Regions from separate parts of the Homo sapiens genome. Here region 2 is linked to region 1. The links are chromatin loops, found by intact Hi-C in ENCODE. Cell type or tissue: ascending aorta. All regions are shown on one strand. Each heading gives the region's core, and the rest is flanking DNA. Links, peaks and the distances in the headings are about the cores only. Region 1 has its middle 17 kb from the start of LINC01936. Region 2 has its middle 12 kb from the start of LBH.

Region 1 (14,814 bases), core at 6,427-8,926:
ACATGGAGTCTGAATCTAAAATAAAAGTTGAATTTGTTTGTTTGTTTGTTTGTTTGTTTTGTTTGTTTGTTTGAGATGGAGTTTCGCTCTTGTTGCCCGGGCTGCAGTACAATGGAGCGATCTTGGCTCACTGCAACCTCCGCCTCCCGGGTTCAAGCGATTCTCCTGCCTCAGCCTCCCGAGTAGCTGGGATTACAGGCATGCGCCACCACGCCTGGCTAATTTTGTATTTTTTTTTAAGTAGAGATGGGGTTTTACCATGTTGTCAGGCTGGTCTCGAACTCCTGAACTCAGGTGATCCACCCGCCTCGGCCTCCCAAAGTGCTGGGATTACAGGTGTGAGCCACCGTGCCTGGCCGAAAGTTGAAATTATTTTGAAAAGATATGATATGTAAAATCTTTATTTAATAGTTCTCCCTGTCCCCTGCCCCACCCCAGATCAATACCCTCTAAGCTGGAGAGGAGCAAGAGAGTTTAGGGAGCTAGATGCATCTTGGGAGGCCTGAGACCTGTTTCCTTTTGGGTCTTGGCGTGGAGGAGATGACAGGACACTCCTACAAGGACGGGGTTCAGGGAGGTGAGGACCATGTGTCACTTCCCTGGGAAAGCCTCGAGTGGTGCTGAGCCTCAGAGGGTCCTCTGGCACCATGGTGTGGAAGCTGCAGAGCAGAAGTAGAATGTGGCATGTCTAGGCAGAGAACCCCTGACCCCCATCCTACCCCTAGCCCTCCTTCTCACCCCAAACATCCAGGTTTACATGGCTCTTCCAGGGGGTGGAAGTGAGCACAGAGAGTAACCTCCAGGAAGCTGCCAGCCTGCAAAGGGGCTTTCAGCAGGAATGGGGGCATGGAGCAGAGAGGACGCTGCCAAAGGGAGCATCTGCCAGGATTGAACAAGGGCAGCCCCTGTAATGGCTTGGAAAAGGGACGTGTTTAAGGACCAGACAGAAACATGCTACATCTCAAAAAAAGAACTCGGGGCAGATTGAGCAGAGACATAGCCTCCCTTTTCCATGGATGCTCCAGATCCCGCCCTTGGCATCAACTCTGGGGAGTGAGTAAGAATGAAAATCTTAAATTTAATAGAATTGAATACTAAAATGATTGAGAAAATGACTTAAGGGACTGTTTTACTTGGAAGTAACTATACTAGTTTTTCTGCATCAGCCAAAATAAGAGCTTGAAATGAAAAATGAGACCAATTACAGAAAAATAAAGAAAATGACCTTGTACCTAGAGGAGCCTTCTGACTAGGGAAATCAAACCTTGCATTGATCAGGGGTTCAGGGGTTCACTACCTACACATGCCACACTCCATTTCTGCTGCCACACCGTGGTGGCCAAGAGGACCCTCTTCCAGCCGGTGCCCCATCCCATCCACTGAAACGTGCTAAACTGTGCTCCTATTTACAGAACTATGAGCCTTGTAAGAAAGCCAGCAACTGGCCAGGTGCAGTGGCTCATGCCTCTAGTCTCAGAACTTTGGGAGGCCAAAGTAGGTGGATCACGAGGTCAGGAGTTCGAGACCAGCCTGGGTAACATGGTGAAACCCTGTCGCTACTAAAAATACAAAAATTAGCAGGGCGTGGTGGCATGCGCCTGTAATCCCAGCTACTCGAGAGGCTGGGACAAGAGAATTGCTTGAACCCTGGAGGTGGAGGTTGCAGTGAGCCGAGATCGCGCCACTGCACTCCAGTCTGGGCGACAGAGCAAGACTCCGTCTTGGATTAAAAAAAAAAAAAAGAAAGCCAGGAATTTGTAGCCTAAAAATAATAAAGCTAAAAGGGACTTTAATGATTGTTTGATCCAACCTCTTCATTTTAACAATGAAGAAACCAGGGCCTGAGAAGGAACATGACTTGCTCAGGGTCCCAACACAATTGAGTGATGGAGCTGAGAGAATCTGGTTCCTCAGGTGTTCTCACCACAACTCTTTTCCCATACCAGCTCCGGTCCCTCCTGGTCCCCTAAGTGCACAAATCTCTCCACGGACCAAGGACTTGGTCTTGCCCCATAGCCACCAATCATTGACAGCCCTCTCTGAGCTCAGGCACAAGCCCAGGCCTCCAGCAGGAGGGCAGCTGTCCAGTCTCCTGGGCTGGACCTGTGATCCAGAGCAGATGGCGCCAAGGACAGGGAGCAGAGGAGCGAGGGACATGACTGGGGAGCTGCCTAGCATGTAGACTTATGGGTGACCCTCCTACAGCATGACCTCTTGGCCCCAGAACAAAGCACTTCTCCAACACGCTATGGATCATGGCTTGTGGGGGACGACATGACACATGCCAAAGATTCTTTCCAAGCCACAATTGCTTTGGAGCCATGGCAGAAAGTCTCTGTCTGCTGGGGCCTGAGAGCTCCCCGCAGGCCATGCTGAAAGGAAGGAAAGTCTCAGACCTCACTGAGTTGGGACCACTGGCTGCCAGGAGACCACCCCAAACATCAGAACCCAAGGGAACAAGAGGTCAAGACTCCCTGCCCTAAAGGCCAACACCAAATTAATGAGCAACTTTCCAAGCAGGTAAGCACCAGTGTTGAGTTTACTCTGTCAGCCCTGAGCCAAGAGTTTTGCTCACTGTTCTCATTTAATCCTCACAATCTAGTAGGCAAGTATTATTATCTTTTTAAAAAGAGATGATACAAATAAAGTTCAGAAGGTTAAGTGACTTGCTAGGGCTACACAGTCTTTAAGGAGAAGACCTAGGATTAGAACCCAAGTGTGTCTCACTCACTGGACACCGTGGCCTTTCAAGAGGGCTCCTTGTGTGTCTTCAGCTGCAGAGTAGCCCTTGGTCATGCTTCAGAGCTTCCGTGAGTCTTTCTCCCAGGAATATCTCTCTTAGTCCTTCCCACCAGAATCTGGGGTGCAGAGGGGGAATAGAAACAGCCCCGCCCATTCCCTTGCAGGTTAGGGATTGAGAGCCAGGACACCTGGGCACTTGCCTTCCCCTCTGCTGACCACATCTCTGAGCAGCCACTTCTTTCTCAAGAAGGCTGTTTTCTGGACAGTAATTGGAACTGGTTCTGAGGATCTGCCACATTCCCTCAGGGCTGTTTTAAGTTATAAGCACAACAGCCCTATATTAGGAACGACACTCACTGAAGGCTGATGTATGAGCAGAGCTTAAAGCAACAAATAAAACCTACAATGGGCCAGGCTCAGTGACTCATGCCTGTAATCTCAGCACTTTGGAAGGCTGAGGCAGGAGGATCGCTTGAGCCCAGGAGGTGGAGGCTGCAGTGAGCCGTGATTGTGCCACTGAAGCCGAGGTGACAGAGGGACACCCTACCTCAAAACAACAACAACAGCAACAAAATCTACAGTAAAGTTAATCCCACATAGGGTTCAATGACAAGCACAATCATGGAGCTATATAGAAATTAGACCTAAACGATGAATAGTCCCTGAACGTGAGTGAGTATACCATTACTTTTGCGTAACTTAGCCAAAATGTCAGTTTCTCTATTCTCATTTGGTGGATTCCTTAGCTACAATCTGTCATCAGGGCTAAAAGTTTTCTTGGGTCACTATAAACAGTTTTATCCTCACTCTACTCCCCAACCCATATACCTACATGCATACTGATTCCCACACATATTAAAGATGGAGGTTTGCACTTCTGCTTGCAGCAGGGACCCTACCAACCCCTACTGTGGTCCAGGCACAAGGTTCCTGGTGTTTTCTCATATGTTCGTTGATGGTTCTAGTTTCTTCTGCACCTACTTACTCTCGCCACACTCTCTCTCTGTCTCTCTCTGTCACACACACACACACACACATGCACATATGCACACTAGCCCAAGCATGCCTTCTTACATGAGCAGAATCCTTGAGACACCCTCTATTTCCCACTCAAGATTCGTGTGCTGGGTGGGCCCCAGGTGCAGGAACTGGGACCCTGAGGCTGTAGAGGGCCTGTTCCCAGGGTCTTCCTCCATGACCCCTTTGGGCCCTCAGCTATGTCTCCTCCTGCTCCTGGCAGGGTTAGGTTGTCTGCCAGTGACTAAGTGGGGCTCAGAGGCCACCAGCCCTTGCTCAGCACTGGCGGCCTGACTCAGAGCAGTGTGTGGTCCCTGCTACATCCTGTTGTGAAGGATGCTGTTCCCTGTTTCAGAGGATCCTGCTCTAATCCCCCGACAGGCTAAGGAAGTCAGTAAAGGGAAACAGCCGTGGGGTTTATAGAAAAGCCCGCCCTGGCCTCCTTCCTGCGTGACGGCTTTCCTGGGCCTCTGTCAGCCCCAAGGAGCTGCGTGTGTTGTTGAGGAGCCATTCTGGTCAATACCGGAGATCAAAGGAAAGGTAATTTCAGCAGCACTAAAAATAGGCCCTGTGGTTATTTCAGAGCTGTTTTGCTAGCAGTGCAGGAGCAAATCTTGGATTTTGCTCAAACTTCCTGTCCATCCCACGGCCTCTTCCTCCGCTATGCTTACTCCTCAGTCTAGTGGTGTTCAGAGGTTTTTGACTATGTATGGCCCATGGTCATTTTCCGTTCCTACTTTGTCCACACATAGAAGCACACACACTGAGAAGTGCCATCAACCATGACTGGCTAGAACGATGTGCAATGCACTCTCTTTTCTATTCTATTTCTTTCTTTTTTTTTTTTTTTGTAAACTCCTTGTTATGATCCACTAAGTGAATTCAATGACCCACTGCTGGGTAGCACCCACAGTTTGAAAAAACATTAATCCATTTATTCTTCCTTTTTTCTTTGCTTTGATGCCATCACTACTCAGTTATGTGGCTTTGAGCCTTTATAGAGACTTTGCGTTTTTCATCCAAAGAAAGAGGTTGGTCAATAGTCTCTGTGTTAGGCTGTTTTCATATTGTTATAAAAGAATACCTGAGACTGGGTTATTTATAAAGAAAAGAGGTTTAATCGGTTCATGGTTCTGCAAGCTTTACAGGAAGCATGGTGCTGGCATCGGCTTGGCTTCCAGAAGCTTACAATCATGGTGGCAGGCAAAGGGGGAGTCGGCACATCACATGGCCAGAGCAGGAGCAAGAGAGAGAGAGGGAGGCACTGTACACTTTTAAACAGCCCCATCTCTAGAGAACTCACTCTGGTGCGAGGACAGCAGCAAGGGGATGGTGCGAAACCGTTCATGAGAAACCCCGCCCCATGATCCAACCACCTTCCACCAGGCCCCACCTCCGATACTGGGGATCACAGTTCACCATGACATTGGGCGGGGACGCACGTACAAGCTAGATCAATCTCTTTGACTCTCAGAAGTTGTGTGGTTCTGGCTCCTTCCTTTAAAAAGAATCACCTGTGGCATTTCCCAGGCCAGCCCAATCTGGGATTGAGAACAAAGGGGAGATTGTTGTCTTCCCTCTACTGGTCTGTCTTTAACATTGTGGTAGAAAGATGAGCTTTAGAGGTGGACGTATAAAACCCCAGCTCCCCACAGATTAGGGAGTTCCTTAACTTCTCAGTGCCTCGGTTTCCTTATGTGTACGGAGGATGACGCTATCTCATAGGGCTGCTGTGGGGGTTAAATATAACAAAGGCAGTGAAACCCTAACCACAATGTTTGGCATGCAGCAAGCGCTTAAATTATAGTGGCTGTTGCTGTTGCTGTAATTATTTAAATGAAAAGAAAAGTCACTCAAAGATTTGTCCAGTTTGAAAAGTCCTTGGTGGTCAAAATACCTGCCTAGTTGCCAACTCTTTCCTTCTTTTACCTCTTCAAAAAGCCATCTTTGCCAAGTGTGACAACCTCCAGTGCCACAGAAAGGCCAGGTAGGATCCCCTGGGCCAGCTGTCTCCACCTGGCTGGCCTGGTCCAGTGGGAATTAGCTAAACCTCTTTGGAACTCACTGGTATTTTCCACCTGTACAACCTCTGGAGGCAGTGAACAGCGCTTATTATAGAGCACTATGTAGCTTCTCCAACAGGATACCTCTTCCTGCACCGTTTCATTCTCTCATCTTGGCTGCCAAGTCAGGAAAAGTTTACCATTCCAGCTTTTCCTTCTCCTCTCTTCCTCTCCCCTGCCCTCTCCTCCCCTCTTCTCTTCCCCCTACTACTACTCTCCTCTCCTCCCGCTTCCCTCCCTTTCCTGCCCCTCCCCTCTTTTCCCCTCCTCTTTCCTCCCCATTTCCTCCTGCTCCTCTCTTCCCACTTCTCCTCCTCTTCTCCTCTCCCATTCATTTGGGGAGGATGTCCTCTTCCCTCTCAGACTTGCTAGACTTCTTTCTGGAGAAACTTTATCAACAGCACCTCCTTCATTTGGAGTGTTAGTTTTTTCAGAGAATTTCTGCTTTGGTTTTCCTTGGTTCCCACGGGGACCCTCTGGTTTGGTAGGGTAGGTAGGATGCTAATTTCACAGATGAGAAAAATGACTTGCTCGGGGTCACTCAGCTATTAGACGTCATAGGCTCGGGGCTTCTCCTGCTGGAGTCGATGGTTTTCCCTGCACACCTGATCTAGCTCACTGCAACCTCCGCCTCCTGGGTTCAAGCGATTCTCCTGCCTCAGCCTCCCGAGTAGCTGGGACTACAGGCATGTGCCACCATGCCTGGCTAATTTTTTTTTTTTTTTGTATTTTTAGTAAAGATGACATTTCACCATGTTGGCCAGGCTGCTCTTGAAGTCCTGACCTGGAGCGACCCACCCGCCTTGACCTCCCAAAGTGCTGGGATTACAGGTGTGAGCCGCTGCACCCACCTTACACCTGTTTATTTAATAAAGTCTTGAGGACAGCCCTTGACCTGAGAAAGGGCTTGTGGCAGCAATTAGACAAGGAACCAGGTAGCTGGGAGAGGGGACAATTGCAGATGATCAAACTTCACTCACAGGTGTAAATTATTTTTGTGGGCTATTACCAAAAATTACGTACAATAAGCATAGAAAAATTGTGACTCATTCTGATCTTCATTATAATTTCTAACCATTGCACTTGTTCATTTACTTATTTTTTTCTTTTTTCCTTACTAAAATATATGCTCCATCTGGGCAAGGGCTATGTTCGCTTTAGTCATCATTGTGTCCCCAACATCTAGCACAGTGTCTGGCACCATAAATATTTGCTGATTGAAAAAAATACTTGTTGGTTACATGACTCAATGTGCCACCTGTGGAGAGACTGGGCTGGTGACCTCTATCTCTATTTATGTGGCTTACTTAATGTATATGTTCTTTGACCTGGATGATATGGATGCCATGTCTTATGCACGCAAAGTGAATGGGAAAAGTGAAGTAATCATATGGGTAGTTCGAGCAGGATGGACCACCCACTCCAACCTCAATTACCTTATTTTAGGTGGAAGTAGTTTAAAACCCGAAGAAAAGGAATAATTACCTACTTTCTCCATTGCACTTTATTCTTGCAGTCCTAGCTGCAGAAGGATGTGGAAATCCTACCCTATTAAGAAAGCAAGACCTACAGCAGACACACAGCAGCCAGGCACGCGCTGTACCTGTAAACACATACACACACGTGCACACATGCAAGTATACATACGCAAGAGTGTGAAGGGGAATAGGAGTTTAAGAGAGTGACAGAAAGCGACATTGAGGAGGCTCATTTTCCATGAGGAGGAATCGTCCATGCCTGGCTTTCTGTAGCACCCAATTTCTTTTCCCTAAGTGTGCATTGCTGGAGCCAGGGAACTTGTTCCTTGACCTTGGCAAACCTGATTCAGCTCTGAGCTGGACCGTCATGGGCAGAAATGACTGGACTGGCAGACATAGTTCTAAAGAAGGTACATTCTTCAAATCTGGATTTAAAAAAAGAACAGAAAAAATCGCAGCCTAAGCCAAGAACTTTGGCTTTGTCATGTCAATAGTATTTAAAGATGTTATTTGGCTGAGCTGTGAGCTCTGCAAATGAAAAAAAACTTAGCCCTCTCTTCTCTCCCTTCTCTCCTCTCCCTGTTAGCTTCAGCTCTATCCCTGGCTCTCCACTGAAGCTTCACTCTTGCACAGAGCCTAAAGGCACCTTGTCTTGGGAAAATCACGTGTACATTTGATACCAACTTAGTCCACAGTCTGTTTTTCTTTCTGCTGTTTGCATCTGAGGAATTTGGAATGTCTCAGTCATCCACTGGTCTCCAGAGCAAAATGGCATTGGGGTGGGGGCAGAGTAGCTTCCTGTCATTTCAAGGAAGAGGAAATGGAGGCCCAAAGAAGGAAGGAAGGAAGAGAAGGAGACACCCAGTACTTCCCGAGTGTCTCCCACATGCTAAGCAACCACTAGCTAGTTGCTTTTGTGATGATATATTTGCGGTTCAGACAGCCCTGTGAGATGGGTACAATTGGTAGAAATATTTTCACTTCACAGATAAGAAAATTGAAGTAGAGAGGGGTTAAGTGATTTACTTAAGGCCACATGTTTAGTAAGTGGCCAGATCTTTTGGATTCCAAAGCTCATGTCCCTTCAACCGTGTAAAGGGAAGTGTTTTGTTCCGAGTTGGTGAGTCACTTGAGGTACATAGCGACCTGTCTTCCCCCTTCATTTGTTCTTGCTTCTGAGCTTTTGCTGACAATGTTCCCTCAGTCTTCTGTCAACATTCTAACCAGCTCTCAGGCCTGGTTCATCTCTTCCTCCTTTGTGAAGCTTTCCTCGAATCCCCAGGCCAGAATCTGTCGCCTCCCTCTGTGTCCTCGTGGCGTGTCTGTTGGTTAACACCTGCACGTTTGTCAGGAGCTGACCTGTGGTATGGTGGCTAGGGGGTGTGGGTGACACTTACCAACGTGGGGGCATTTGGTTCAGCCTGCCACCAGCTTGAGAAGGCACAGAGTGGAGATGAGGCACCGGGGCACAGGGTAAAGGAGAATCTTCTTTACTCCGCTGCTTGCCAGGACATGCCAAACCCAGAGGCTTCAAACCCTGCCTTCCCCTGGATTTGGCTAACCTGAATCCAGCCCACATTACACTCAGATTCCAGGAGAAGGCTTCCTTTATCCTGTTGGGAAGTCAGTGGCGCAGGAAGCATTGGGGGTGGGGGGTGTGGAGCAGGAAATAAGCTTTGAGCTCCCCCAAAGCAGGGTGTAGGTCTGTATCAGAAGTGGTTGTGGGGTGAATGAATAAATAACTCAATGATTCAGTGTTGCTACTCTCAGGAAGCCACCATGCTTGGTCCTGGGTTGAGAGAGCCATGGGGAGAAGACCCTGTAAATGTTACTCCCTGACTCCCCCTGGTTTCAGCCCAGGCATCACTGTGTGACTCAGGCACTGGCAGGTCTTCCAGGACCTTCCTGGGCTGAGTTCAGCTTTTTATTCACTCTGGGCTGTATCTGGGGGTACAGGAAAGCTAAGGCCCTTGTACCCCTGCCTCCTGGCTTGCCCTAGGATGATTCCATATCCTCCTCTTTTCTGCTGCATTCTCCCTGGCGCAATTCTCTAACTTGCTACTAGGATAATATAGAGAGACCAGACAAGCAAGTAGACCTGGGTCTTAGTCCTTCTCTCAACCTGGGTGAGGCCTAACAGCCACAGCAAAGATGTGCCTAAGCTTGGAACCCATGGCTATCCTCAACTATCAGCTAGTCTAATTTGAACCCAGGTAACAAAATGTGAGTGTATGTGATTGTGCATATGTGTGAGTGTATGCCTGTGTGCATCTACACGGGTGATTTCTCAGGCTCGGGGTATCTAGAGACACCTGGTTGTACTTGGACAGACTTGAAGTGCCCTTCATTTTACACATAGGGAAACAGTTTATTTCAGTTCATAGAAGTTGACATCTCCACCTGATACATGGGACATCAAAAATATATGTGTGGCAAACCCCATGGTTGCCGAGGAAGGGGGAGGGTCCCTGCTCATCTGCTCTCCTCCCCTCCACCCATGAGCCCCTCTTCCACCATCCTGTGTTCTAGGCCCCTTCCTCTCCTCGTAGCCTTTATGAGGAACAAACAAACAAAAAAACTCCAGATGGGCCGGGCGCGGTGGCTCATGCCTGTAATCGCAGCACTTTGGGAGGCTGAGGAGGGTGGATCAGCTGAGGTCAGGAGCTCGAGGCCATCCTGGCCAACATGGCGAAACCCTGTCTCTATTAAAAACAGAAAAATTAGCCAGGCATGGTGGCGGGCACCTGTAATCCCAGCTACTCAGGAAGCTGAGGCAGGAGAATCACTTGAACCCGGGAAGTACAGGTTGCAGTGAGCTGAAATTGCACCACTGCACTCCAGCCTGGGGGACAGAGCGAGACTCTGTCTCAAACAACAACAACAACAACAAACCCAGATTATATCATTGAGGATGCAAAGATGCTTTCATTATCTGGAGTCCCCATCTGTCCTTTCCTCCCCTGGCCAGCTCATGGCCCCGCCTTTCCCCGCAGGCCCACGCCTTACTGAACAACTCTGTGCACTTTGTATTTTTCCCCACAAAGCCTTGCAACAACCTTGTGAGGAGGGTATTATTACCCCCGCTTTACAGGTGAGAAGACTGCGGCTCAGAGAAGCCGAATGACTTGTCCACAGCTCTCAGCTGGCCCATAGCAGGAATGGGGTTGGACCTCAGCCTTCCTGCCTCCAAGCGTGTGCTCTGAACTGGCAGGCTGGAGGCTGTTCTGGGGAGGACGCACTGTGTCCCATGACTCTCCAGTCTCCTCGGAGCTGCTGAGCTTCCTGGCAGGAAGCCCATGGCTGCTTCTCTCCCTCTGCCCTCTGTCCACACTCCACAAGCACTCAGCTTCAGCTGATAACCACGGCAGGCGCTTGTGAGAGGGCTCTGACACCACAGGAGCCCTCTGAGGGGCCAGTCTATGGGGGGTGGTGCAGAATCCAGAGCCCCCATCCTCCTGCACCACGGGCACCAGCTTCCATACAAGTGGCCCTGGAGTCCTGACTCCCAGCTGTCAGCACCAGCAATCCTTCTCAGGAGCTAAGCCTTGGCACTTCCCAGGTCTGTAACAGGCCAGATTTCTCTTCCAGAGAAACTTCATCTGTGTCTGAGCCCAGGGCCTTGTTGCCTGGCTAGTGTCTTCATAGCTCAGATTCCTGTAACTATGAAGGGGTTGGTCCTTCCAGCTGCGTTCCATGAGAGAGGTGATGCCTTTTCCATTACATGCCAGGCCCTTGAGTCCTTTTGGCCATTAAAGGACTAGAAGAAGTCCAAAAACTTCTGGTAGTCTCTGAACCAACCCAGGTACTTCAGGTGTCTCCTGAAATGAAGCAGCTTTCCGTCCCAGGCAAAGGTCTGGGTGGGGTCAAAACCTGGGGACAAGGGTCTGGAGCTGGATGGAAAGAAAATAAGGGAATGTCAACAGCAAATGTAGCAGGACCTGGGGAACTGCCCCCAAAGAATCCAGGGGTGTCTGCAACCTACACATATAGGGAGTAACATTTTAAGCAGAGTTACTCTCTAAATTCAGCAAACAAGGAAAGATCACGTATGATCAGACTCACCCTTGACTCTTCCTTCAGAAGGTACCATGTTGAAGACTCTGACAAATTGGCGTTTCCATCAGCTTGGGAACAGATGCTGTGATTTTGGGTGCACATGCAATGGAGTGATTGTCTTACATTTAGGGACCATGTTGTGTGGAAGTGTGTATCACTAAGCACTAGACTCATATTCACACATATTGGGGCCAGGGCTGACTCAGGCAGATGGCTGGCTTCTGGCTCCTGGGGCATATGTTCACTAAACAGAACAGCAGGCTCAGTGGCTCGAATGACTGCACCTAAGCTGGGATCTGTGATCACGTGATATGACTCCACCGTGTTGACGCTCAGCATCTCCATGCCTATGTGCGTCAGGCTGGGCAAAGTAGCGGTGTTGGGACAAACAATATGAAAGAGCTGAGAGGCTGCCTCATGGACTTGTACCTGTGCACATAGGCCACTTTTGGTTTATTTTCAGAAAGTTTCTCTTTTTGAAGTGTTCCTTGTTACTGTCTCCACAACATCACATATGAGGCAGCCAGGGTTGTGACCACTTTCTGGTACAAAACAATGAGGTTTCTCTAGCACAATCATGTTTTAGAGCCTCCACCCTCTCCTGCACTGGAAGTTATCATCGATTAAGGGAGTAATTAATTAAGGGAGTAATTCATCCTACGAACTGGAGGCAGATGTCTTCTCTGTACTGGGGAAAGGTGGAGAAACATGTGAGCCTCTGATGTGACATGCCTGCCAGAGCACCTGGGCGTGGGGGGTGGGGAGGTGGAGAGAAAGGCAGGAGGTGCTTTAGGTGCCCAGGCAATAGCAGGGACAGAGGAGCTGATCAGGTCAAAAACCCTTCCAGTTGGGAAAGTGAAGGGTAGCCCCAGTGCTAAGGAAGCTGCTCTGAAAACAGAAAAGATAAGGAAGAGGGCACTGAATCGTGCCGAGGTTGCAATGATTTGAAAATCTTTCTCCAAATGACAGATTTTCCTTGAAAGTCCATTGAAAAGCATAGGCAACTGGCATTCTGCAAATATTTATACCAGCATTTAAAAATGCATTACTTTTAGGGCCAGGCGCGGTGGCTCATGCCTGTAATCCCAGCACTTTGGGAGGCTGAGGCAGGCGGATCATGAGGTCAGGAGATCGAGACCATCCTGGCTAACATGGTGAAACCCCGTCTCTACTAAAAATACAAAAAATTAGCCGGGCGTGGTGGCAGGTGCCTGTAGTCCCAGCTACTCGGGAGGCTGAGGCAGGAGAATGGTGTGAACCCGGGAGGTAGAGGTTGCAGTGAGCCAAGATTGTGCCACTGCACTCCAGCCTGGGCAACAGAGTGAGACTCCATCTCAAAAAAAAAAAAAAAAAAAGCATTGCTTTTTATGACAAAAGCAGTACAATGGTTCCTATGAAAAAGCTAAATATCAAAGTGATAGATAACGCAGAAAGTGAAAGCCCCTGTAATTCCACCGTACTGAAAAGAAACACGGGTAATAGTTTTGGATATTTAGACTAGGTTTTAGCCAATCATTTATTTATGTAGTGAAGACATATGCAGGAGGGAAGCATGAGTTTTAATTTGCCTTTCAGCTCTCTGGAGATGGAGAGCACCTTGCAAGGGCTCTTTAAAACAAAGCACCTTGTCCACCTGGTGGCTACCTGCATTTCAGGATAGGATGGAGTCGCCCAGCCCTGGGCTCCCTCTCCAGCTCAGTGGCAGCGACCTCATCCTGTGCTCCCCCTGCCCTCCTGTCTCCCATCACTTCTCACCTATGCTTGGTGTGGCATCCGAGATGACAAACGTGAGTCCTGTGATGTTGTGGTATAATAAGAAACATGAGGCCGGGCACGGTGGCTCACGCCTGTAATCCCAGCACTTTGGGAGGCCAAGGCGGGTAGATCGCCTGAGGTCAGGAGTTCGAGACCAGCCTGGCCGACATGAGGAAACCCTGTCTCTACTGAAAATACAAAAATTAGCTGGGCATGGTGGCACACACCTGTAATCCCACCTACTCAGGAGGCTGAGGCAGGAGAATCGCTTGAACTTGGGAGGCAAAGGTTGCAGTGAGCCGAGATCGCGCCATTGCACTCCAGCCTGGGCAACATGAATGAGACTTTGTCTCAAAAAAGAAAAGAAAAGAAAAGGAAAGAAGAAAAGAAAAGAAAAAAGTAACATGGATTTGGTTTCAGCCCCTGATTTCTGATTCTTAAAACCCTGGTAGATAGGGGTGCTAGGAAACTTTTTTGTTCTGTTATTTGGTATTTGACTCCAGTTCCTGACGCAGAGCTCCTAAGACCTCTATAATTTCCTGGATGATAGAAATGTCTGACACAGAGCTCCTAAATCCCTTGGAATTTCCTGGGTGATAGCATCTTCTGTTCTAACGAGATGGCTCGTTAGAACGAGGTGGGTTCCTGGATAGGCTCGGGATGGGGACGGGTTGCCAGGGAAACCACCCATGTGGTTAGAGGGTTGGGACTTTCAGCCCCATCCCCTAACCTCAACAAGGGGACAAGGGCTGAAGGTTGAGCAGATCACCAATGGCCAATGATTTAATCAATCATGTCTACGTAATGAAGTCTCCATAAACACCAAAAATGGCTCAGCTTGGAGAGCTTTTAGATAGCTGGACGGGTCCCTGGAGGGTGACACGCTGGGGAGGGTGTGGAAGCTCCGTGCCCCTTCCCACATGCATGTGCATCTCTTCCCCCAGGCAGTCATCTGCATCTTTTGTAACAATCCTTTATAATAAACTGGTAAACATAAATAAAGTGTTTCCCTGAAATTCTGTGAGCTCCTCTAGCAAATTAATTGAACCCAAGGAGAGGGCCATGGGAACCCCAATTTATAGCCGGTTGGTCAAAAGTACAGGTCACAACCAGGACTTGCGCTTGGCATCTGAAGTTGGGGGCAGTCTTGTGGGGCTGAGCCTTCAACCTGTGGAATCTGACGCTGTCTCCAGGTCTGCTGGGGAATCGCTTGCTTTGTGTGTGGGAAAACAGCCCCCATCATCTGGCATCAGAAGTGTTGTGTTGAGTATTGCATAAGAGTAGGAAATACACTGGTCTTTCCTAACACACAGAGGCCCTTTCCCAGGACTCCTGTGGGCAGGCAACACCCCCAGGGCACCCACCACCTGCCCTGTCCTTATAGCTCAGCAATAGTCCGATCCTAAAGCCCATCCTTCCTCACACTCTCCTCTACTGCCGTGTAGCAGAAAGAGGGCTGGATTTGGGGTGGGGGAAGGGTAGGGAGAAGACTGATGTTTCTTGCCCACTTACACCATCCAAAGAGTTCATGTACATTTAAGTGTTTCATTGTGAGGTTAAATGACGTGCCCAATGTTACACAGCTAGTAAGTGGGAGAGGTGTTTCTGAAACCTGTTCTGGCTGGTGGACAATTAGAAGACCTTGGTGTTCCAGTAACTCACCCTTAGAAAAACAGCTTCACCTCCCTGAGCTCAATGTTCCT
Region 2 (14,814 bases), core at 7,639-10,138, 150 kb after region 1:
GAAACTCATTTGCGTACATAAGAAATCTAAAAGGCAAGAATGTGTGTGGGTTGAAGTGAGAATGAAATGAGATAATGTTATGAAAACACTTGGTAAATTGGAAAGCACTGAGCAGACGTAGGGCTTGTTTTTAAGGTATTTGAGAAAAAGAGGGGGTTTAGCAGAGCTGATTTCATCTGCTTCAGTTTTTTACTTATTGCCATCACAAACTGCCCCATTTTCCTCCTGGAGTCCCTTGACTGACATGTCTAGCTTTTAGGGAGCAGACATTAGAGGCAAGTAGCGACGCTCTGCCTGGTGGCCACTCTTGCAGTCACAGAGTCCAAGCATCTTCTCTCGCCGCCATGAGTTCCTCTGTCTTTGGTGCCTCCCAGGAAGTGTCCAGCTGGGTACTGGCCACGCAGAGAATGAATGAGGCCCGAGAATGTGAACCTCCTATCTTGGTCATCAGTGAATTAGCAGTCAACAACACAAAGCAACCCGAACCCACCAGACAAAATCCTCCAGCCTTTGACTTACTTTGCTGTAAGTTCTCAGGCAAGTGGGTTGACCTCTCTGGGTCTCAGACATAGAAAGCAATAAAAGCAGGCAATAGAAGTCTCTCTTTTAGGCCTCAGGGTCTAGTAAGGCTGAGATAAGTTGCTTCTATGAAGGGTCAAGAGAAAAGTGCTTTACGTCCTTACCATACCACTGGGGCTCTGCAGCCCACCCTAAAGCCAGTGGTCCCTCTTCCCATGTGGCAGCGCAGGAGGCGCCTTCATCTTTCAGTCCAGAATCCTCTCATTGCCCCCAAAAGAAGCCTGAGATCTGGCAGCTCATAAACTCTTGCCTTCCCACATATCAAAGAAATTCAGCCCTGGCTTTTTCTTTATTTCTATCGAGGGGCCTTTGAACCAAAGGGATTTTTCTGACAAAGAAAACTGTATGAAATCTTTAGGGTCCAGGCCCTAAAAGAAAACACTCCAACTGGAATCAGTTCAAGGCTCTCATGTCCAATTAAGGAAATACTCACATTCCTGTCCTAGCCCTGGCTGTATCTTGCTTTCTCTCTTTCCACATCCGCACAGGAATGCACTTCAACAGCCAGAAAAGAGAGGTTACTATCACCAGGATGCAGATCGTATAGCAGAGTCCTCCTTGGGGTAGCCTGATACCTTCCCTGAATTAGACAAACAGCACGGACCACAGCCCAGCATAAACTCCCTTCATACCACTCTGTCCACGTCTCCCACTATTTTACCCACAACTCTGGACCAGGGAAACTCCATCATACCTGGGGCGGCAGGGGAGGGAGGAGGATTTATGAAAAAGAGGGAAACACAACAGTTTCTTGTGAAGAAAAGCACTTTCAGTTTTCTTTTCAAGTACACAGGATGTCTGCTAGCTTCCTCCAGGGGCAGCTGTGTTGTTGCTCTTCCTTGGAGGAGCGAGCTGCGTGTTATGCACCAGACAGCAGCTCCTCCTGAACACTCTGCCAGCTCCCTAACTGTAACCTGAGCTAGCACTTGCTGGTTGGAGCCCCTGGTGTACTTCACACCCACATGGCGCCCAGCCTCAGGATCAGATAGCTGGGTCCATGTTACACCCTCCTGCCCTCTCAACAACAATTCTAACAGGCATTAGCACCCACTGTGTGCCAGACAGGTGCTGGCATTTCCAAAGAATCGGTTTAGGAGACGTTTAGTTTTCTCCTGTCTCCATAACTCCCTGTAACCATCCCAGATAACCACAGTCTGTGTGATGGTATTATGCCTGCAAGGTCACTGCACCTGTAAGACAAATTCCCTAAACTGCATTAATGATCCCCTCAAAGAATCACAAAACTAAGGCCGCGCACGGTGGCTCACGCCTGTAATCCCAGCACTTTGGGAGGCAGAGGTGGGCGGATCACCTGAGGTCAGGAGTTCGAGATCAGCCTGGCCAACATGGTGAAACCCCATCTCTACTAAAAATACAAAACTTAGCCAGGCGTGGTGTTGGGTGCCTGTAATCCCAGCTACTCTGGGAGGCTGAGGCAGGGAGAATCGCTTCAACCCGGGAGGCAGAGGTTGCAGTGAGCTGAGATCGCACCATTGCACTCCAGCCTGGGCAACGGAGCAAAACTGTCTCAAAAAAAAAAACAAAAACAAAAACAAACAAACACAAAACTAAGTAGAACGGTCACACATGCTAGCAAGTGCATTTTGCAGGTAAGTCTCCTAGCCTCTGCCCTTCCTATGCAAATTGCTACCCCTGAGTTTCTTTTTTAAAGAAGTGAGAGTCTACCTCTGGTGTTGGCAAGGTGTTGGGCACTGGGGTGTCTGGGAACCTAGTTGCCACTCCCTCTAATATCATACAATAACTGCTGCAGTAGACTCATGTGAGCATGGGTGGGGATATGATTAGTTCAGTCCCAGGCAAAGGCACTGGGAGAGGGGGGCTGACTGGCAGAAGGGAAGCTCTCAAGGGCAAGGAGTAGGTCTGTTTTGTGTCTTACTGTGTCACCACCACCAGAAGAGTGCCTGGAATCTAGCAGGCACTCAGGGAATATCTGTGGAAAGAATGGTAGCAGGAATAGCTAAAGGGAAGGGATGGCAACTGAGCTGGCCTCAAAGGATGGGGAGAAGCTAGAGAAGGGCGATCCTGCCAGCAGAACAACATCAGCAAAGGTGTAGGGGTCAGAAAGGGCCAGGTGTGTCCCAGGAACTAGGGGTGGGCAGCAGCATTATCTATTCCAGACCTTGGGAGAGGCACTCCCATGACTCCAAGTCTACATGCTGAAGGGAATAACTATTTGTGAGTAAAAGGCCTCATGCTCTGCGGAAGGGACTGTGCACACAATTTCTAGCAGAAAGAAAAGTCTGTTACTTCCATTAGCCAAATCAGTCCAGGTTCCTTCACCTCTATGTTATTCGAGTTAATATCAGCGTTTCTCTTCCAGCCAGGTGGGGCCTCAGCAGAAGTGTTAAGTAGGTCAAATTTCATGTATGTGAAATTTGTCTTTTGAGACTTCCCCTTTCTAACCCCTCTTGTTTCACACTTCCCTTCAATGCGCCCCAGGCACCCACTGAACTCAGGAAGCCCCACACTCCCTTCATAACAGCCTCCCAAGCTCCAAAACCACTCTTTGCTTTTCCACTGAAACTTCCATCCTGCAGCTCTCTAAGCCAAGGCAGCTGCCAGGCAAGAGAACTTGATCTGACAAATGAATTCACACTATTGTGAGAATGACATGCAGGCAGCACCTCAAAGGCCTCAGTTTCATGGTGGCACTGCAGACAGGGTAAGTGGGTGACAGGAAAGTCTCTGGTCCTGGAGGCAAATTGATGGTTGATGGTTGAAGCCCAGGGGGAAACCATGTCATGATGAGAGAGAGAGGGGGAACCACCTGGAAGGGCTGGGGTGGGTGCATCCAGTGGGCACAGTATGAGGTGACTTTCCTTGTCCATCACAGTCCTTCTGGAGGGATCTGATTGGAATTCTTGTCCCTAGATCTAATATGATCATAGCACTTGAGCTGTTTAACTCAGAAGAGGGGAAAAAAGATCTGGGCATACCATTTCTTTCCTTCCTCCCTTCCTTCCTTCTTTCCTTCCTCCCTCCCTTCCTTCCTTCCTTCCTTCCTTCCTTCCTTCCTTCCTTCCTTCCTTCCTTCCAAGGGACAGAGCTTTAGACTAAGGGGACCCGGGCACTCAGCATCCCTGCCCAGGGGTGTAAGTCCTGTGTGAGTCTGAGCAAAAGCCAGGACAAGTAATGACAGCAGAAAGACATTTCCACACGCTTGGTGAGGCCTCGGGGTAGCTTACATGCAGGGTTTCAGAGCCCAGTGAGCAGCCAGTGTGGCACGTTTTGGCCTCAGGCAGAGCCAGTGGCCCTACTGCCCCCAGCTACTGAAGATGGCGGGGCAACTGGCCACCACACCTCCCACCCTCACCAAGGGCCCTGGGTGGGTGAATTCAGAGGCACAGCCAGGTAGGAACCTTGGCTTGCACTCTCCTGAGTGAGTGCCTGGCTTTCTTGTGCATTCTCATCCAGGCCTCCTCTTAGAAAGGAGCACCAGAAAGACAGAAGGTGATGCATCTGAAGCTGTTTTCTGATCTTCTTCTTTAATGTCCATGATATTATTACTGCAAAAAGCTAGAATGTTCTGTGTGTTTGAGTCTTCCCAGGGGTAGGGGGGACCTTCCCCACTCCTAGCCACCTGATTATTTTATCTGGGATGGTTGCAGGTTGTACCAATAAAAGTGCTGACCCACTTGGCTTCCACTTCCACCCTAGAGAGGGCCCCTTCATACACCCTCACCAGCATTAGTCTCATTTTACTGCCTTCATCTCCAGGACCCTAAGCCTCCACAATGCTTAGTAATTTCTCTATTTAAAAAGAAGAAAGTAAATGGATTACACACCAGATATGATGCTGCAGGCATTCTTAATAAGAGAACCACCAATTCCTTTCACTTATTGGGGCTCAGTTTGTTTCTCTGTAAAATGGGCCTGATATTTCCTGCCCTCCGCTTATGGCGCAGTAAGTATTGTGCAACTGTAACAAGCACTCAGCTTCCTTGACACAAAATTGCAGTAGTAAATTATCCTCTATTGGGCCTACTTGAAGAACAGTAAAAAGAAGGGGTAGGGAAACCCAAATTGATGATTTCATTTTGTTGCTGATTAACAGGAAAACATAGCAAAGGCAGCAAAGCCCTTTCTTGGTTTCTGAAAAAGAGAGGCCAAGCCTGTTCTCTTAGCAGAGAATGATGCCAAATAGAATGGTTGATATTCCATCCCTCCCTCTTTCCAGCACATTTTGGAGTATTTGTGTGGGGTCTCACCTTGCTGACATCTTGGCTACACGCACACAGCTGTGGGATTCGTGTGGCCTAATGGGGAGGTCATACTAGTCCTCTTTGGACTAGAATGTATGGTGCCCCACCTTCGCAGCCTGCCTTCTGTACACAGGGAAGCGGGCATTTCCTTCAGCATTTTACAGCTATTTCTTCAACAGGAACATTAAGAAACACCTGGGTATCAAGTGCCAGCAAGTTGCCCAGCTCTTCTTTTGTTCTTGAGACCTCCACATGTCCACACAAGCACATTCACTTACATGCCAGGGGCATCTCCTCAGTTGAACAAGTGCTCTGTTTTCTGGGTCTACGCTAGGGAAATAACACTGACCTCAATCCAAACAGAAGCAGAAACTTCTCATCGAATTCACATTGTTTTACCACCTTTTGTTTGTGTTTGGGTATTTCTAACAAGCAGCAACGAACACTTCCCAATGACTTCGGGGAAACAGGTGTGACTCCAATATGTCATTCCTTCCTTCCACAGAGCAGTGACCCATATGGTGGGGAGCGCGAGCAGGAATCACAGTGACAGGACCTGCACCAGGGGTGAGCATCTTATAGTAAGGAGGGAGGGGTCCTCATGGGGTTGCTGCAGTAGCCCATGAGGGAGGTGGTGTATGCAAAGATGGAGCTTCAAAACTTAGTAACTGTTCGGATATAGGAGCAGAAGGGAAAGGAACTTGGGAGAGGCTTGGAGATCTTGAGCTTGGGTGGCTGGAAAACTGGCATCATCCGCTGGAAGAACAGAGTCAAGAGGGGGCTGTTTGGGGAGAAGAGGGTCATGTCCCTTTTCCATGTGATGAACGGCCACTGAGTAGCAGCTGTGGCCAGCGGTGCTGTCAGACCATCCACGCTGGTTGTTTCTCTAGCTCTTGGGTCCACGGTGGCTCAGGTGTTTGTTCCAAAGGTCATAGGCCAGGCAAGTCTTTGTGCTTGGGTGCTTGGCCTCTGCTGCAGATTAGGTTCTTCAGAAGCAGATGCCAAGACAGGTTTTGGGAGCAACACCTGTGCAAAGAAGAAGGAAGAAGCGGGCTTGGGTAGAAAAAGAAGTCTAACTGAAATGCAGGCTCAACAAATGTTGGCCAATTCTGTGAGGAGCTTTGGAGCTAATATTACCTGTTCAGAGTGATCTGCACAGGGACAAAGTGCCTGGGCCTTTATTCCCCTGCTGCACCCAATCCACAGCATGGGCTATCTTGGGAGGGCATGATCTTGGGGGAGGCAGCTTTCTGCAGCTGTGGCAGACTTTGAAGGAACAAACAGCTGGAGGCAGGCTGCTGGTTCCATACCCGCAGCTGGGCAGAAGGCCCTCCGTAGAAGGCGGATCTGGGTGGTACATTTCATGTCTTCCACAGACCCCAACGCTTCCAGCCCTGCTTCATTGCCTCTCTTCAGCTTGCCATGCACTGAAGAGCTCTGCAGCCATGAGAATCCTCAGGAAAAGGACAGATCCGATGCTAGCTCGTCTGCTCCACTTCGCAGGCGACAGAACTAAGGCCCACAGAGAGGAGTTGGCTTTCTGAGGTTCCCACTGTCAGTGACTGGTGAACCCAGGACCAGCACTTAGTCCCTCTTTCTCCTCAGCCTCTGCTCGACTGGAGACTATTCTGTGGCTAGAGGTCTCAGTGGGAAGACCATGGGCCTGGCCTGTGCATGGGCTATGTGCTGTGCCTCTGTCTTCAATGACGGCAGCTTTGCTGGAAACCCTAGGGACTCCCCTCCCAAAGCAAAGAGCAAAGCTGGCACAAGACCTGGGGAGAAGCCCGAATTCAGATTCCCAGAGAGGCAGGGCCCCTCGGATTCCCAAAGCAGTTTCTTTGCTCTGATTTTTGTCCTAGGTGTAAGCCAGCTCAGCAGAGGTCATTCTGGAGTCTCCCATAATTGTTCTCACTGGACCAGGCATTGGCATGGCCAGTAGCCTGCACTGGGATGTCATAGGAACCATCCCAGGAAACTCCATCCCAGAAAACTCCCTATGGTGTATGGTAGGGCTGTTGTTGGGGATGCTCTTGGTGGCCTTCCACTGTGTCTTCCAATTCTTTCTCATGAGGCCCCATGGGGAGCCTCAGCATCAGGAATAGATGTGCTTCTCTGCAGCAGCTGCCTGGTTTTTCTTATCATGGGTGCAGTGCTGTACGTGCATTTCTTTAACTTTTGCTTTGTGGGTTGGGAAGTCAGAGTTTGATTTGAAAGTGTACAGGACCTTACAGCAATAAGGTAGCAGCCACACTGGGCTTTGTCCTCTGTTATCTATTATTTTTCCTTTCCCTCTATATTCTATTTTTTAAACTTTGTTCTATTTTATGTGGTTTTTGTAAACTCGGATACTTTCTGTAAAGATGTAAAATATAAAGAACAAAATTACTTATGTCTTCTTTGGAGGCCTTCAGTTTGTCTTGGGACGTGGCGCTGTATTTTCCTCTGTGCAACAACTTTCCAGGGACGGAATTGCTGTGGACTTCCAGGAGGGCCCAAATCTGGCCTCCCCACACTGCAGTACAAATCATGGCTGCATCTTGGCACCACTAGGAATGAGGTTGCAATGTTAATGGGTCCCTGGAGCAGACTGACTTGTTGAGTGGTCACCAAAATTCAGGTCTTCCAAGTTTTCAGACTCTCCAAGGGAGAGTCTCACATTGTCCTCACTTTTTCCTGATTATAATGAGTGGCCAGGGACAGCCAGTGGGGCCACCTCACTCCTTATGATCCAGACATGACTCAAGTTTCTACCTGAAAGCTGCCTGGGTTTTGCAAGGACACACCACCATTCTTCAAGGTATTTAAATACCTCCAGGTGGGTCAGTCTGGTTATATTTGCCTTCACTTTGATGTTTCCACGAGCTGGGGCTTTTTTGTTTTTGTTGCTCTCCTGGAGTCCTGAATGGCCCTTACGAGGCATTCTTTCCAAGCTGACACATCAAAGCAACTCCTCCTGGTATCAAGAACTTTCTCCAACTGCGTGTCCTAGGGGCGAACACATCAGCACCAGAGGGATCTGAAAAACCAGTCTTGTCCACCTTTTGGAGCTACTCTCTCTTTTGAAGAGAGGACCTCCTAGGCCAAACCTAGATAACCAGGATTTCTGAATTCCTGAGCTTGGCCCTGACAATGTACGGACGAAATTACTCATTTCCAGGTGCCAAGAGGGCCGATCACCACAAGCAGACAACACCCGTCTCTACCACAGGCGTTTATTATCTTTTGTCTTTGGGTTATTTCAGATCACTGTGAAAGGAGGGAAGGTAGCAATGAAATCTTTTGGAAATTACACATATAATGCATGAATTAACCTCTCTTAGCTTCAATTTCCTTGCCAGCCAAGGAGGGGGCGGGGATAATAACACCCACCTTGCAGAGTTGGTGTGAAGAGTTACAAGAGATGATAGCAAACATCTGGTACGACACCTGCAGCCTGCATCAGTGCTCCTTAATCAGTAACTATTTTGACCGTGTAAAATGCATACAGTCATCTGAGCATTAAGACTTTGCAAATTCAGAGAGTGGTCCACAGACCAGCACCCTCGGCATCACCAGCCGCTTGTTAGAAAGGCAATTTTCTCAGCCATCCCAACCTGCTGAATCAGAACCTGCATTTTAATGGCATTCCCCAGGTGACCTAGTAACGCACTACAGTTTGAGAACCCTTGATTTAAGGGACAGGAATTTTACCTTTGAATTTGGCGGTGATGGCATTTCTCTTGGCAACAAACAGACAGTTAGTGAGTCCATCAATCAAGTTAAGGCAATATTTACCTAACACAGCGTGCTCCTGGGCCCGAGGCTCACCTTGCTCACCTGCTCTGCTCACCTGCCTCCCGCAGTCACCTGCTCAGTGGCCAAGACTCCGGGGAGATTGCAGGCTCCTTGTTTACCAGGCAAGCACAGATAAGGTTTCTCACAGCCCCACCTGAGCTCCTGTGCCAAGGTAAACTTGCTGTCCAGAATGGCTCCCTGACTGGAAAATGTGTCAGTCTATTTATTTCTCACTCCCACTGGAAAAAAGGTGGGGTGGGGGAGTGACTGGTCATGATGTCATTCTTTCCACGGAACTTCTCAAAGGCATTGCATTTCTCGGTGACTTCCAGGCGCTGCCTGTGTGTCTGCACAGTACGGAGCACAACTGGCCAAGAACGGAGTTTCTCTTCCTTCTCTCACCATGCTGCCCCTCCTCCACCTCCTGCTGGGCCTTTTATTCCCTGTGGGCCTTGCAGGCAGCCCTAAAAAGGAACCTGGAAGCCATGAGGTGTGGGAAAGTTTTCTTGACATTTCTCCCAGAGGTGAACTGCAGAGAAGTGGGAAAAAGGGTGAAGTGATCTTTCTAAAAGCCATACAAAGAATCAACGGCAGTTGCATTCATCAAAATTCTTGCTTACATTTCTCTGGAGAAAAGCTAAGATTTTCTCATTGGGTTTCTGTCCCCAGATTGATGGGAAATGCTAGCAGACAGCACTGGAGGAAATCTGGGCTCACCCAGAAATCTGGGCTTAATCAATGATTTCTGCCATTCATCCTTTTTACCAGGAGGCTCCTACAGCTCCACATTGCTTCCATCCCAAGTCAGAGGCACTTTCTGAAAACACAAAAGTTAATAAATTAAGAGAGGGGCCTTGCGCAGGCCAGTACAGAGAATTTTCGTGAACGAAGAGATAGAAAGCCAGTCCAATTTAAAAGTATTACAATGTTTTTGATAATATTTCAACATGTAGATAAAATCAGAGACTGATACAGTGAATAGGAGTGGACCCATTTTCCAGCTCTATTCTCCAGGGTAGACTTGTAGTAACAAACAACCCCCAAACCTCAGCGGCTGACAGCACTCATCTCCCTCCCATCCTCCCATCCTCCTAGGGTTGCCTGGGGGTGTCATGCTTGCTCAGGGACTGGGGAGGACAGAAGCTTTGTCTCTGGGCTGCCATGTTGGCCAAAGTTTTTGTGCATTGGCTCAAGAGGCCAGAAACACAAGTCAATTCCAGTCACATTTCATTGGCCAAGGCAAATCTCTAGGCTGCTCCTGATTCAAAATGGGTGAGGACATAGAATCCTACTATGGGCCTGGCAGGCAGAGAGCCAGAAATATTTGGTGGGTAGCGCTAATGATGGCCACATCAGCTTTAGCAAATATTAACACATTGCCTTATTTGCTTCATGTCTTTTTACTTCAAAGAAAGTAAATATCAGCGATACAATTGAGTTCCTCTCTGTACACCTCCCTCATCCCATTTTCTTCCCTCATTTCCCAGAGCTAAGCACTGTTTTGAGATCAGTGTTAATCATCTTCACATGTGTTTTTATACTTTTACTATTTTTACTACATTTTTTATGTATCACAGACATTGCAAAGGATTATTATGCCAGCTTTTAAATTTTATATAGTGTATAATCATATCTGTAGTATCACTATCTTCTGCAATATTCATTTCTCCCTTAGCATTACAATTGTGAGATTTTTATCTATGCTGACACATACTGTGTTGTATTCCATTGTATAACTCTAATACAATTTAATTATTCTCTTGTGGATGGACATTTAAGCTGTTTCCAGTACTGCAGTGAATATCTTAATACATGTCTTCTTGACTATATGCCTAGGAGTGGAATTTCTGGACATGATCATCTTCATTAGTTGTTGCCAAATTGCTCTCTGGAGTACTTGGATCAACTTACAGTTCCACTAGCAGTGAATGAGACTCCATGATTTAACATCTTTCCCAACACTTGGCATTGACATACACTTTTGCTATCTGGTGGGTGTGAATGGTATCTCATTGTTGTTTGGATTTGTACTTCTTTAATAGTGAAAGTAAGCATCTTTTTATATTTTTATTGACCTGGAGTTTTTCTGTGAATTGATAGTTTTGTCCATTTTCCCCCATATGTTGTCTTTTTCTTATTAATTAGAGATATCGCTTTGCATATTGTATTCATTGCAAATATTATCTTCCAGTCTATGGCTTGGTTTTCACTTTGTTCTCATGGCCTTTGTTGTACAAAAGTGAGTTTTAATGTACTAGTCCACATTACCACTTTTAAAATTAAACTTACCCCAAGTTTCTATTTTCAGTGTTTTTAAATGAACTCTTCATCTTAAAGTCACAAAGAATTACAAAGAATTTTTCTATGTCTTCATCTTCTGTTTTAAAGTTGTGCTTTTTTTTTTAAGTTTTTAAGTTTTAAAGTTGTGCTTTTTTTTTTTTTTAAGATCACCCAGGAATGATCTGATGTAGAAATCTACTATTTTCCATATGGATAAAGGTTGCTCCTAGCACTCATTTATCAGATAGAATACCCTTTCCCCACTGGCGTGTAACATCATCTCTGCCCCATCTTCTTTCCAAACATGGGCAGGCCAGTGACTGGGCCCTTTATTCTGCTCCCTTACTTATCCTTGTGCGCAGACTATATTGTCTTCTTTTCTAAATATTTTGATAATAAATCTTGATATCTGGTAGGGCAAGTTCTTCCACCTTGTACTTTTTCAAAATTGTTTCTCAGTTATTCTTGGCCCTTTGTGCTTCCAAGGGAATTTTGAGATCAGATTGTCTAGTTCAAAACAAAGCAGAACAAAACCAAACACAATCCAAACCCAACCAAAAAAAAAAAAAAAAAAAAGCTGTGTTAGACTTCAGCTGAAATTGTATAATTGATTTGGGAACAATTGACATCTTTATTATTTTACATCTTCCTTTTTATTTGTTTCCTTTTATCTGGCGTGTTCTCATGCTTTCCAAGCCCTCCATAAGATCCTGAATTTCGTCCTCTTCTTCCCTCTCTAACTCTTCTTACTTTGACCCAAACATGACTGACTTTCTATTTCCTGTTTTGGCTTCAGTATCTTTCCTTACTATACCATCCATCTCTTTCAAAAGTCTCCTAATTCTTTTAACTCTTTTCAGATGTGCAAAAGGTGAAGCCCAGACGCATGTCATAATGATAGGAGGGGAAGGGAGTTCTGGCAGCCTCCTGTGAGGAGATAGGAAGGCGTAATTCCACATGGGGGGTGCACAATAATCTCTCTGAGCTTCAGGATGTAGTATGTGCAGTGGTTAACAGCCCAGCCTGCTCGGTTTGAATTCCAGCTCTATCGTTTACCAACTCTGATCTTGGGTAAATTATATAACCTCAGCATGCCTCAGTTTTCCCTTCTGTAATGCAGGGATGAAAATGTTAATTCTCTCACTGTGTAACTGTGGAAAATAAATGAGCTAAAGTATGTAAAGTACTGGCCGGGCACGGTGGCTCACACCTGTAATCCCAGCACTTTGGGAGGCCGAGGCAGGTGAATCACAAGGCCTGGAGCTCGAGACCAGCCTGGCCAACATGGTAAAACCCCATCTCTACTAAAAATTCAAAAAATTAGTCAGGCATGGTGGGGAGTGCCTGTAATCCCAGCTACTTGGGAGGCTGAGGCAAGAGAATCGCTTGAACCCGGGAGATACAGGTTGCAGTGAGCCGAGATCGTGCCACTGTACTCCAGCCCAGGCGACAGTGTGAGACTGTGTCTCAAAAAAAAAAAAAAAAAAAAGTTCGTAAAGTACTTGGGACAATGCCTGGCACATTGTAGGTGTCTCATATGTGTTAACTATGATTGTCATTACTGAGATACCTAAGGCACACTGGAAATATGGTTAGTTTGAATGTTCAACTTAGATAATGTCAGAGTAGCTCACTAATCTCAACGCCACAAATAGAACTTGCTGGTTAGCGTTGTATCTTCTCATTAAGCAGAAGGGCACCATGGTATGGTGGATGATTTAATCATTAGTGATCCCCAATGGTGCTAGTTTAGCTCAACTGTGTTGTAAATTTCACAGAATCAATGAATTCAGGGTTGGATGGTGGCCAAGATAATCTAATCCAATTTCCTAACTCATGTGTAAAACCTCTTCCAATAAAGCTTCTATAGAAAAGGCAGATTTTTATGAGAGAAGATCAGAAAGGCAGGAATAGTGAAAGAACATCAGACCTCTTGAAAAATGAAATCGAAGAGATGGTAGAAAATAGCATGAATCGATAATGGTTCAAAGGTTGCTGAGAGTAACCATTAAGAGAGACTGAAAGTGAGGGGGTGTTTCTGGAGAGCTGATAGCCTACATCCAGGAGAGAGAGACTTATCCAGGAAAAAGTCAGTTCCTGGGAAGCTAGGGAGTATTTCTCGAGATTCTACATGACTGCCTAAGTGGGCCATTTGAGGGGCTTGGAACATATCTCTCCCGCCTCCCTGCCACCAGGCTGCCAGGGAACGGTGCCCGCTTTGGGTTAAGACTTTGGATGCCCCTATTGAAAGGAAATATATATATAACGTACGAGCAGTAAGACTCCCACAGGGAGGGGTCTGCTTAAGGGGCTGCAGCCCCAGTAGAGGTCATGCGCCTGAGTGTGACGCAGCACAGTCATGAAGCTGGGCTCCCGCCCTGGCTCCACAGCACCTCTGACTCCAGCCCTGTGGCCACCTCCACCTCTCCATTCTCTTAGTTCATTCATTCGTTTAGCACACGGTGGGTACTGATGCCCCAGGAGTACAAAGACAAAACAGCACTCTACCCCTGCCTTTCACGGTGTGGTAGAAGGAAGCCATACCCAAACAGATAAGGGCAACGAAGCTGACCTTCTCAGAGCAGGTGGATAGTGTACTGGTTAGGAGGGCTGAATTTGGAACCAGAAGGGGGAAGCAAATAGTGAAGGGAGGCTATATTTGGAGGTAAGATGACTGAGAATTTTTTAGAAATAAAGAAAATACAAAACTTAGATTGAAAAATAAGCCAAGTGTTAAACAAGACAAATACAAAAAGGAACTCTCACCTAGATACATGGTAGTGAAATTTAAGAACATTAATGACAAAGAGAACATTCTCAAAACATGTATAAAGAAAAACTAGATCAACGAAAAGAGAAAAAGAATTAGAATGACAAAAAAACCTCGATAACAAAACCGGATACAAGAAGACAATGACGTTGGCAGGGCATGATGGCTCATACCTGTAATTCCAGCACTTTGGGAGGCCAAGGTGGGAGGACTGCTTGAGCCTAGGACTTTGAGACCAGCCTAGGGAACATAGCGTGACCTCATCTCTACTGAAAAAAAAAAAAGAAGAAGAAGAAAAAGACAACAAAGTAATATTTTAAAGTGTTGATGGGAAAGAACTTCAACAAACTATCATTTAAATAAAAGTAAAATAAAAATAGTATCAGGTATATAAGGCTTCAGATGGCTTATTCCTAAATCACTTTTGAAACATTCTTGAAGCTAATTTTTCAATAGAGAAATCTGGAAAAAAGGAAAATATATACATAAGTTCAGAAATGTGAGAAATAGTGTTTATCAACAACAAGACGTTGACCAAGCTGGTTTTTTGAAAAGGTTAACAAAATATATAAATGTCTGATGAGCCTGGTGGAGAAAAAAAAGAGAAGATAAAACCATGCATTAAATGCTGAAAGCCACAGGCTATGAAAAGTTTGAGACTAATACTATTATGAAGAATTATAATTTGGAGGCCTACTAAAATTGATACAATTCTGAAAAAATACAAAATTCCAAGACTGGAACAGAATAAATAACAAACTGTTTTGTCAAGTATTCAATTAAGAATTACAATATAATCAAAAACCTTTCTGAAAAGCCCTAGGCTCAGATGGTTTTACAGATAAGCTCTACCCACTTTTAAGGATGAGATAGGGCTGGGTGTGGTAGCTCACACCTGTAATCCCAGCACTTTGGAAGGCCAAGGTGGGTGGATCACAAGATCAGGAGTTCAAGACCAGCCTGGCCAACATAGTGAAACCCTGTCTCTACTAAAAATACAAAAATTAGCCGGGTGTAGTGGCCCATGCCTGTAATCCCAGCTACTCAGGAGGCTGAGGCAGGAGAATCACTTGAACCCCGCAGGCGGAGGTTGCAACGAGCTGAGATTATGTCGTTGCACTCCAGCCTGGGTGACAGAGTGAGACTCTTCTCAGAAAAAAAAAAAAAAAAAAAAAAAAAAAAAAGATA

Evidence for each region. Peaks named below come from ENCODE experiments on the same cell type or tissue, not always from the same donor. Only the 100,000 strongest peaks of a DNase experiment are listed, where the experiment ranks them.
Region 2: a loop joins it to region 1, with 2.6 times the contacts of the local background. A loop is called at or near these places in 3 of 110 quality-filtered maps.

The regions. Positions count from the first base shown.
Region 1 is chr2:30,355,844-30,370,657 of GRCh38, reverse strand. No RefSeq gene overlaps it. Among named protein-coding and RNA genes, the nearest start is that of LINC01936, 17 kb to the right of the region's middle. In ascending aorta, for the core only: no CTCF peak of the experiment used is centred there; a DNase peak (open chromatin) is centred at 7,627; H3K27ac peaks cover 1,914 bases.
Region 2 is chr2:30,211,911-30,226,724 of GRCh38, reverse strand. No RefSeq gene overlaps it. Among named protein-coding and RNA genes, the nearest start is that of LBH, 12 kb to the left of the region's middle. RefSeq lists silencers at 288-582, 2,891-2,950 and enhancers at 1,224-1,283, 2,301-2,370, 7,585-8,784. In ascending aorta, for the core only: no CTCF peak of the experiment used is centred there; a DNase peak (open chromatin) is centred at 8,884; H3K4me3 peaks cover 487 bases; H3K27ac peaks cover 2,500 bases.